2 separate regions of the Homo sapiens genome follow, and region 1 is linked to region 2. A link is a loop called in an ENCODE intact Hi-C map of the cell type or tissue named here. Cell type or tissue: IMR-90. All regions are shown on one strand. Each heading gives the region's core, and the rest is flanking DNA. Links, peaks and the distances in the headings are about the cores only.

Region 1 (5,492 bases), core at 133-5,132, 910 kb after region 2:
TTCACCTCTTTGTACCCTGAAATGGAGCTAATAATAGTCCTAACAGGCAACAATAGTTATTGCAAGAATTAAATCAGCTACTACATTGTAGTTATTAATAGAAATTCTAAGTATTCACTGTTTAGCATCTGAATTGTATATAGTAAGTGCTCATTAAATATTTTTAGATTCATTGAACACTGGAATGAGATGAGATAGGACCAGTTTATTGTAAAGCATCTATTATATGCTGTTCAGCATTATGCTATGGATTTGCGAGATTTGATTGAAAAAAATAGTCCCCAAAGAGAAATCTAATGAGGGAAAGGAGGAAGGAACTTTAGGGAAATTCAGTGACAGGACTGGAAGAAGAAACATTTTCAGAACACACTGAAGATTGAGCTGAACAATGCCATCCAGCTGTAACTCACACAGTCAGGTGCAGGACTCGCCAGGTGAATTCAGCACAAGGATTTAGAAATCCTGGCATTCCAAGGCTGGGAAGGAGGGCTGAGTACACTTATGAGGAAGAGGCAATTTACAGGGGTGCTGGGCCTCCCTTAAATGTGACAAATGGGCACCTTCCAGGGAGGGCTGAAATCCAAGGCAAATCACACTTGGTGGCCTCTTACCCCTTTCTCCTCTCTCCTCGCCCCTACTTCTTGGACATTCTATATGAGTGATGAATGGTAGAGATGCATGGAAGGTAGTCATGAAAGGGAAAAGAAGGCTCAGGAGGGAAACTCACCCTGAGGGATGTCACTGAGCAGCAGGAGGGGCCCTCAATTCAGTTTAATATACATTTATTAAGCACTAAATATGAAATGGGGGCACAGTGCTCAGTATAGGGTATACACAAGCTAAGATCTAGGTGGGCCCTCTCAAGAGCTTGCTGACCCTCTCACTTAGATGTGGTAAGCAGTAACAGATGATTCTGACAGTATCTTCACCAACCCCGGGTGGCCCTGTTTCTTCTATCTCCTTTTGAAGGGATACAACACTGGATCTGAAATCAGTAATTTGGAGTTCCTCTTATCCCTCTTAATAACTGTGCACCTTTGGGCAAGTTACTTGAACTTAAGACCATGTGAAACCACACGATCATATCATAAGAGCTATTTCTTCAAACACAGGAGTTCTCTCTTTTCTAAAAATAAGGGCTGTTACAGCCCTAGATCTCTCAAAGAGCAATAGCACGCTATAACGCTCTTGAAAGGTAGAAAAAGGGCCTTGAAGCCTCTGGTATTCTGGAAGGTGAGATGCTCAGGGACTGTGTGAGAAGTGAATGCCTCATGTTCTGTACCTCTTCAGTTGGTTCTGATGAATTTGCTCTCCCCCTCTCAGAAACTGGGACTGAGACTTCCACAGTCAATGAGTGGCAGAGAACACTGCCTCATAGTTATCTGGTGTGAACTGTCCCTAGTCTTAAAGCTGAACACCTCTGAAGAGCAGGCCTGGTGTGGTGGCAGATGAAAAGTGCCCAGGGCTGGCCCATGTTAGGAAAAAACAAGTCATATTGATTTCTTTTTGAAAGAGGCTTCTTTTATACATTCCAAAATCTTGTTTTATTCCTAGTTTTCACTGGTGACGGAAACTTTCTCCCAATAACTGCAGAGTTTATGTTGGACTTTTCTTAGAAATCTGCATTCTAAGGTGGCCCCAAGAGATACTCATAGGAGTCAACTTTCTAGGAGCTGGTGACCTAAGAGGGCCTTGCAGAACATGGGCCAGGCCTGAGCAGGAAACAGAAGAGTAGTGGATACCAGGACCACAGACAAGAGGCAGTGTCTATTTTAAGCAGGGATGAAGAAACTAAACCAAAATAAATAAAACACATGGATCTTGGCTTAAAAATCCAAACAAAAGCCCCAAAAGAAAAAGCAACAATTGAGCTAAATACCTTGTTTATGAAATGTAATAGGACATACCACAAAAGCGTAATTCCAGACAAGGCAAATGATTAAAAAACACAACAAAAAATCGAAATACTCCTTACCCATAGTATCACCCTGTGTCAGCTTCCCATGAACATCTCAATCCCAAAACCAATACTTAAGAATCCCTGGTGTCAAAGAGGGGCCAACACATATGTTTGTCACCACCGCTAACATGATGCCAACTGGGAGATGAAATAGGCCCCAGAGATTACAGCCTGAAGGGTTTTGAGTATGAAGGTCTCAGAGGCCTGCCTGCCTCCCAACTGATCCTAGTGGTCAAAAGCAGTTGCTCAAAGATTGAGTCATTTTCCAAGTCTAGAATGCAAATGGCCATTGTCACCAAGGAAATGGTGTTACAGAGATAAGCAAGTTAAGCTGCAGCACTTAGCTCTCTCAGCTGCTGTTCTCCTAATACATACATCCAAATAAAAGGCAGTCTATTCTTGCAATACTGCAATATAATTCTGAAACTGACTAAGCAGAGTCAGTGCAGACTCCCCAAGTTAAGGCCACAGTCTCAAATAAGAATGCCTTCACTTCCAGATGCTAGCCACAGGTTCAGGGGTTCCCAGGCCACCCACACTTCTAGCCAACTGGTTATAAATTCTGTGGCTTCTACAATGCTTCAGGCTTGATAATTCACTAGAATGACTCACAGAACACAAGCCCTATCTTTATGATGATAGTTTTTATTATAAAAGCTACAAATCAGGAAGAGCCAGATAAAGACACATACAGGGCAATATCTGGGAGGGTCCTGCATATGGAGCTTCTAGGCCCTCTCCTTGTGCAATCAGGACACATTGCCCTGCTGACACAGCAATGTGTTCACTAGGAAGTTTAACTGAGCTTTGGTGTCCAGAGTTTTTATTGGGTTCCATTACTTAGGCATAATTAAATTATTGGCCTTGTGATTGAACTCAATCTTCAGTCCCACTCTCTTCTGCTGAAGAAGATGAACTAATACAAAGCCCTGACCTTCTAATCATGTGGATGTCTTTCTGATGATAAACTCTTATCCTGAGTCATCGCATTAACATAAACACAGGTGTGATCCAAGGGGCTCATCATGCATAACAAAGACACTCCTAACACTCGGGGAGTTCCAAGGGTTTAGAAATTATTTCCCAGGAACTGAGGACAACGGCCAGACAAATTCTCTATTATACAACAGTTTCTTAGTGATGAAGGGTGTGGGCTCTGGAGTCAGGCAGGTCTGAATTTGGCATTGTGCTGTGAGACCTTGGGCAACTTACCTAACCTCTCTCAGCCTCAATTGCCTCATCTAAAAAGTGGGGATAATAATACTGTTATTACCACATTGAGATCGGCAACATTTGATAGACATGGAATTCAGGCTACTATAATAACAAGCATTTTTTTTTTCTAGTAGCTGCATTCAAGAAAGTAAAAACAAACAGGTAAAATATTGCTAATATATTTTTCTTAACATGTGCAAATATCATTTCAAGAGTCAATATTAAAACAATTACTAATGAAATATTTTACATTATTTTCTATATAAAGTCTTGAAATCTGGTATATATTTTACACCTACAGCACATCTCTGTTTGGACTGGCCCCATTTCAAGTGCTCAATGGCCACGTTTGGCTTGCAGCAAGGCTACTATATTGGACGCTGCAGATAGATTTAATACTATTGCTATCCCCATTAAATGAGTTAATGCTCAGTGTCATAATTGTTCCCATTCTACAAATGTTAACTAAAATATGTGTTTGTTTGCATGTGAATGTGTGTGCATGCACATGGAGGGGTAGTGACCAATGACTAAAATCTACGGTGCTATAAGCCACACTACACCAGGAAGTCATTCGGCTCCCATGGAACATCAAATAGCCACTCTATTTTCAGGAAAAGAAACACTTCAACTTGGAGAAGAGAGGCTCTCTGATCGATTAACTACAGCATGCTCTTTTATTTCAGCACTCCAACATCTCCCAGTGCACGTTTTAATATGAGCCAAATCAAGTAGCCACGACAATAGCTTTGAATGAGAAAAGACACCCCAAAAGCAGTGCGCAGATACATGGGGATGCCTGAAGGAGCTCAGAATGGCTTAAGGAGTAGGGGGAAGAAAAACTGCAGAGAGGAGCTTTGACTCACTGAGTCATTGAGCAACTGTTCTGTGCCCTCTCAGGCTACTTCCCACAGCCACCGCCCAGCCAACAGCTAGCTGCACCCAGCCAATCACTCACTCCACTCCCTGGAAAAAGCTCCACATTGGGAAGCCAGAAGAATGTCACTAGCAAGAGATTGATTTCAAGGTAATTATTTAGGCAACTTTGTAGCATCTCATTCTCAGGCCTAAAAGTGTTCTCAAAGTTTGTTTTAATAAATGCATGTATTAATATGAAGTCTCTGTGTCTTTTAATAATGATATACCACATTCAGCTCCTCCCAATCTTTGTAAGAGAGGGCTTCCTGGACTCCATAACCACAGCATTCCTCCAGCTCTTTCTATTCACTGGAGCAGAAATGGGGCTTTCTAGCCATCCTCAAGGTAGGAATTAAGAGATTCACCTAGTAAGTGTACATGAATAGATTTTTACATAATATGCAAAATTAATTATAATATACTCAACCAATTCACATATTTTATCAAGGAAGACAAGCTAATTATCTGTCAAAGAATTATCTCCTATTTAAAGGGCACTTTACCTCAATTTGGCAAAATGAACTAATGGGAATTATCTTTCCATTCTGATGTGTTTTTGCTGCCTGTGTTTGCTTAAGCCCCTAGAAGACTTCAGCACTGCACTAAAACCTCAGGATTTAGAAAAGTTGAGAGGAAGGGAGACACAAACACATCTACTCAGCATCTCACTAAATCTACCTCTTGCTGCTTTTATTGTCCCTTTCAGAGTGTTTTATCTACAGTGTAAAACTGGGAGTGACTCATATTTATGAAATAAGGAGCCGTTGTTAGCCTTGCCAGATCATTCACTTCCACAATAGCTTCTGATTTTTAATAGCGCTGAGTGGTGCTTCCTCATGTCCTCACTCTATCCACCAAAGAGGTCCAAGATCTGCAATATGTGCCTTACAGGACATGTGGTAAACACACACATTCAGGATCAGTATCAAGACCTGTGGTCAAGGATAAAGATGTCCCTAAAAACTCACAACTTTGATAGGTATTTGGATCTTACACTCAGGAAAGAAAAGCAGAAGTTAAAAAGTGAAAGAGAATTGGGGGGAAAAATAAACTCAAACTGGCAACTAGCACCCAAAATGGCAGCTAGTACCCATTTCTCTAAATGGGGAGTGCAGTTGGGTGGGAAGGTGGAGAAAATTCCAAACAAGGGTTTCCTTCAAGAGGTTTCTCTTGTCATACCAAAACCTTGGAAACAATCTTAATTTATATTAATAGGCAAGTAAGTAAAATGTGGTAATAAGACAGGTTACAGCATTAAAGAAGAAAATCTATGATCACAACACAGGAAGCAAAAGTACATGCAATATAAAGTGAAAATGAATTTCAGTTACTATGTGAGAAACCCTGAAAAACATGCACATATATGGGTAGAGAACAAAAAGAAATGTAAAAATGAAAC
Region 2 (5,492 bases), core at 220-5,219:
GTGATAAAGAAAACATAGTCAAGGGCAGGCACGATGGCTCATGCCTGTAATCCCAGCACTTTGGGAGGCTGAGGCTGGTGGATAACTTGAGGTCAGGAGTTCGAGACCAGCCTGGCCAACATAGTGAAACTCTGTTTCTACTAAAAATACAAAACTTAGCTGGGCATGGTGGTGGTCACTTGTATTTGCAGCTACTCGGGTGGCTGAGGTAGGAGAATCCTTTGAATCCGAGAGGTGGAGGTTGTAGTGAGCTGAGATTGTGCCACTGCACTCCAATTTGGATGACAGAGTGAGACTCTGTCTCACAAAAACAAACAAACAAACAAAAAAACAAATATATATAGTCAAGTGTTAAGCTCAGAATTCAAGCAGCGGGTAAATGGGTGTTTGCTGTAAAATTATTTCACCATTTGCCTGCTTGAGAATTTTCATAGTAAAATTTTGGGGGGAAATGTCACTATATGTGACAGAACATTGATGAGAGGACCAGGGTTATAGCTATTCTTTGAAATGCGCTCACTCACCATCAGAACAAACCAGAATTCAGTCTTCCTGTTTTCCATGGCCACAGAGGAGCTACTAGGGGCAGAAAGCAGGGTGGGCCAGCGGGAAGATCCCGGGCTGGGAGTCAGGAGACCTGGATGTGCAGCACACCGACTGCTGTGCTCCTACCCCTGCCCGCACTCAGACCCTGAGTGTTCTTCCCTATAAAATAAAGGAGGCAGGACAGAAATAGATGATTCTGTGTAAATCAGCCAAGTGGTTTGGGGAATTGGCTGTCATCCTTTTTTGTCCATCTTGTTCTTTCTCTTCCCCCTGTGTGTTGCTCGGTGTGGGGCATCCTTCCCTCTGGATTTAGAAGGTTTATGCTCTTGCAGAAACAGCCTCCGCAAAGCACTTCACGTGTTTGGGCTTGTTCTCTGCATCTTCAGTGCCCCCCTTCCTCCATTGGGAGCCTGTGTTTATAGAAGGAGGATAATTGACCCTAAACACAGAGTGAGGGTGGGAAGGCGGGGGGCGCAAGGAGCCAGCACACCCCCCTGATCTTCCGCAGGCTTTGTGAAGCCCAACAATCTGGCCCTAATTGCTTCTAATACCCCAGGAGACAGTGCGGCCAGCCTAGGTGTCTTCTCCTATCTCTTACTGAGATTTAAATTGCCATGGATGTGTAATTTATGTTCTTCCCAAGACAGGTGGTCATAAATCGGGAAGAGAAAGGCCTGGCCACATCCCATAAATCATGGGAAGGGAAGCAAACAGTGGTGTCCACAGCCTCTCTGCTATTGGGCAGGTTGCTCAGAGCTACACCACTTTCTGCCTCTGGGCACTCATGGTGCCCATGGCTGGGGTTGCTTCTGGAATGCCAGCGCTCAGCTGGGAGACCTCTGTGCCTGACCAGCCCTGCCTCCTGATGTTAGTCACCCACAGGCAGAGCCCGCGGTGGTACAGCAGTGGGAGGAAAAGAAATACAGAGGCATAGGGAAGCCTTTGTCTGTAAAATGCTCACAGCGGGAGGCACAGTGGAGGCATGTCTGCTAACAGGAAGATATGAAAATGGAATTTTTCTTTTCTTTCTTAAGGGAAAGTGACGTACACACTGATCCCCATGGTTGAAGGAATGGCTGGAGTCTGCCGTTGTTGCTTCCATGACATTTTGCCCCTAATGGAAAGAATATAGCACAGTTACTGCATGGGTACTCAAAAAAAAAAACGTTTTGCTGGATGCACGAATACTGTGACAGTAATGACATTTGCCAGCAGCCACTTGTGTCAGGCTGTGCTCTGCTGAGCTAAACACAGAATATATAGCAGTGGTAACTCCATGGGAGGAGGCAGACTCTCCACCCTAGTCTGGCTCTGTCACCTCCTAATTGTGTGACATTGGCAAGTCGCTTAGGCTCTTCAAGTCACAGTTTCTTTATTGGTATAAACTGGACTTGTAATACCTCTTCTGGTAGACTGGAATAAGGCAAGATATAGGATTTTTATAGATGATAAAATACTGTACACAGTGACCATGTAAGCTGCGGTCATTGAGAGTCACTGTTTATAAACTTGACACCTTCTGAGAGGAGGAGAAGCCTGACCACACTTCTTCCCATACTCAGAGGCTGCTTTAAATGAAACCTAACACGAACTTGCCCAGCGGCCAGCCTCTGGAGGTTCAGTGTGGCACCTCTCCCAGGAACGTTCACGATGCCGTCTAATTCTTCAATTTAATTTAATTTAATTTAATTTATTTATTTATTGAGACAGAGTCTTACTCTGTCACCCAGGCTGGAGCACAGTGGAGCAATCTCAGCTCTCTGCAACCTCCGCCTCCTGGGTTCAAGCAATCCTCATGCCTCAGTCTCCCAAGTAGCTGGGATTACAGGCATGCGCCTCTACGCCTGGCTAATTTTTGTATTTTTAGTAGAGACAGGGTTTCACCATGTTGACCAGTCTGGTCTCAAAGTCCTGACCTCAGGTGACGTGTCTGCCTTGGCTTCCCAAAGTATTGGGATTAACAATGCTGTTTAATTCTTAACCTGGCCATAGAGATAGGCAGTCATGAGGCCTCAGGAATGGCTTCTGCCGCTGGTGACTTATGGTCCCATGAACGCCAGTGGTGGGATCGGGCAGTGACCAGATACTCTGCCTGGAGTCATGGCCTGGACGTTGACCAGTGAATGCGTAAACCAGGCAGGGTAAACAAGGATCAGCCCTCTGTGGTGCACAGCACTTTAACGGTAACAAACTGTTTCCATTTACATTGCACCTTGTAAATAATAGAGACCTCGGTTTTAAGCTAAATAAAGTGTCTTGGGCTTCCTGCTCATTAGAATAGTTATGTTTCATGTTCATTTAAGGAGAAAGTGCACTAAGGAAGATTTTAAATGAGTTTTAATTTATTAATACCAACAGGAATACATATATGAAAAGTCACATATTTAAAAAATCGTAGAAGACCCATGTATGAAAGAATACTGTTTCAGAGTGTTGAACTTAGTGTGCGCACGAATTCATAGACTGCTTGCAATACCTCTTAGTGCCACAAGGCGCCGCTAGTGACCTCGTTGAGTCTTCCCACAGCCTGGAGGCGGGCTTCCGCAGCAGTAGCAAGAGGAGGTGGTGCAGGAGGCGGTGAGAGCCCGCAGCAAAACCAGGCAGCTGTAGGAAAGCCCTGGCAGGCCGGCCCACCGAGAACCCCTTTTCCACTCCCATAGCTCTTCCCGCTTCTACTCCTAGACAGCGGAGTGGACCGCCACCTGTGAGCCGGTGACCACACCTGCACTTTCACAAAGCAGCTCCCTCACCCCGACCTGTGCAGTTTAGGGAGGCTGTGCCGAGAGGGGCAGCCGCTCTTTACGGTCCTCTGCTCCTCATTACCTGGTGGGGGAGTGAGTGTGTCTGTGCTTGGTTGGCAGGAAGGGATAGGTGAAAAATGTAAGTGGCTAGAAATTGGTGTAGGTGACTAAATTGTGAGACCCCTCGGTTCTTCTCAGGCCTGTGGGTGTACTCAGGAGGATGTCGACGACCAGGGTTACATCCTGGGTGGGAAGAGTCCACTAGACTCTGAAGTCAGCCAGGCCTGGGCTCTGGCCCCAGCTGGATCCTTTAGATCTGTGATCTCAGGCAAGTCTGTTACTCCCCCTGAGACTTAACTGTAAAATGAAGAAAAGGCAAATTCCCACATAAGCAGGTTGTAAGGATTAAAAAAGAGAACATGTGTAAAGTTCCTTATAAACTATCCATGTGTGATGCGCAGAACTCCAACTCTCAATTTCTCCCCAAGATAATGAGAGTCTGGACTCTTAGACTGCAGAGCTTGGCAGCAACGGAAACACCCATACAAGCAGCTGATGTGTCCCCTGTTCCTGAAGAGGTCACCCTCTGACAGATAGATCTCAGAATGTCATGAATGTTGCATGCTGAAAGAGGAGAGCCAGGCTAGGAGAGATGCCTGGTTTGTCAGGTCCAAGGGCATTGCAGAAACCTGATTACAGAGAGAGGAAATACTCTTGGCAAGGCAGGGAAGCCTGCATCAGCAGCTTGTTATTTTCATTCATCCATTCATTTGTTCATTCATTGTTCAACCAACATTATTTTTGAGTGGTTACAGTGTATGTGTGAGGCACTGTTCCAGGCCATGAGAATGCAACAGAGAACAAAGTGGACACAGTGCTGCCTACAGGATGTTTACAGTCTGGGGAAGGAGCTGCAGGTCTCCAGAAGGTGGTTCTAGATTTGACTCTCTGTTTTCTCCTTAACAATTTCTGATTTGAAGAACAACATTAGAACCAAGTTGTTGCAGTCACTTTTTCACTTTTTTTTAAAGCAAGGCAGAATAAAATGAATGATTTATCTAAAATGTTTTAAATATAAAAATGATGTAAAATTAGGGTTAGATTAAATAAAAAACTGAAGGTTAACTTCTTCCCAGTGGGGAAGGTGGGGGAATCTTGCCATGTGAGTCCCACACATCTGCTCATGTACCCTCTCCCTGCGTCTTCTTTAATTTTCTGCTGGACAAAAATATTCATATTTATACTGCCTCTGACAGACGGTTTTACTCATGAGCATACTAATCCAGCCAGCAAACAATGGTGGGTCACAGGTGATGTAGGAGGCCCGGCATTGGGCGTGAGCAGTACAAGGGCATTAATCACAGTTCCTGTTCTCCAGGGACTCTGCCTTGTAGAACAGACAAACTTGTGCCCTGACATTACAGGACAAGATGTGTGAGTATTGGAGGGGCAAAGAGAATTGAGGAGGGGGAATTACTCGTAGCTGGGGGAACCTGGGCTTCCTTCCTGGGAGATGTGGTGTTTGATTTGGGCCTTGAGGCAGGTACAATTCTAAAGCATGGGGACCTGGAGGAGGAGCATCCCACAGGAATCACAGAGGACTTACCGAGTCAGTACAATGCAAAGCAAGGTGAAATCCAGCAGAGAGCTGCAGAGGCACAGGTAAGGAGCAGATGGCAACAGGTCTGAAAAAGCAGGCTGGGGCCAGGTAGAGCCCTACATACCAGGCTGAATAGTTGGAATGTTATTCTTTAGGCACTGGAGAGCCACGGAAGGTTTGTGAGCCTAGGAATGATAAGACCAGAACACAATTAAAACAGTGATATAGTGCAGTGTCAACAATGAATTGAAAACAGGTAGAGAATGAGGAAAAGAGGTTGGTTAAGAAGTTATTATGATAGTCTGAGCATGCTGGAAGCAAGATCGTGACAGTCGGAATGAGGAAAAGCAAGCCAAGTCAAATGATGTTGTACAGGAAGAACCTTGGAACTCGGCAGCTGCGGACAGGCTGTGGGAAGAGAGGACAGTGGTGTAAAGGATGGGCTCCCAGCCCAAGTGACGGCTAGGATGGTGGTTCAGGTGACAGACATGGAGGAGACAGGAGGAAAGATGCCTAGGGCAAAGGAAGATGATAAAGTATGTCTAGACACATTGAGTATCTAATTTTTTTTTTTTTTGAGACGGAGTCTTGCTCCATTGCCCAGG

Evidence for each region. A loop is a pair of places that touch in the nucleus more often than their neighbours do. Peaks named below come from ENCODE experiments on the same cell type or tissue, not always from the same donor. Only the 100,000 strongest peaks of a DNase experiment are listed, where the experiment ranks them.
Region 1: a loop joins it to region 2, with 4 times the contacts of the local background. A loop is called at or near these places in 2 of 110 quality-filtered maps.

Annotation. Positions count from the first base shown.
Region 1 is chr1:221,721,052-221,726,543 of GRCh38, forward strand. All of the region lies in intron 2 of DUSP10 (dual specificity phosphatase 10), which reads right to left. Among named protein-coding and RNA genes, the nearest start is that of DUSP10, 18 kb to the right of the region's middle. RefSeq lists an enhancer at 5,473-5,492. In IMR-90, for the core only: no CTCF peak of the experiment used is centred there; DNase peaks (open chromatin) are centred at 2,490, 4,060 and 4,870; H3K27ac peaks cover 2,185 bases.
Region 2 is chr1:220,807,279-220,812,770 of GRCh38, forward strand. All of the region lies in intron 6 of MTARC1 (mitochondrial amidoxime reducing component 1), which reads left to right. Among named protein-coding and RNA genes, the nearest start is that of LINC01352, 19 kb to the right of the region's middle. RefSeq lists an enhancer at 5,439-5,492. In IMR-90, for the core only: a CTCF peak has its summit at 3,032; a DNase peak (open chromatin) is centred at 3,063; H3K27me3 peaks cover 246 bases.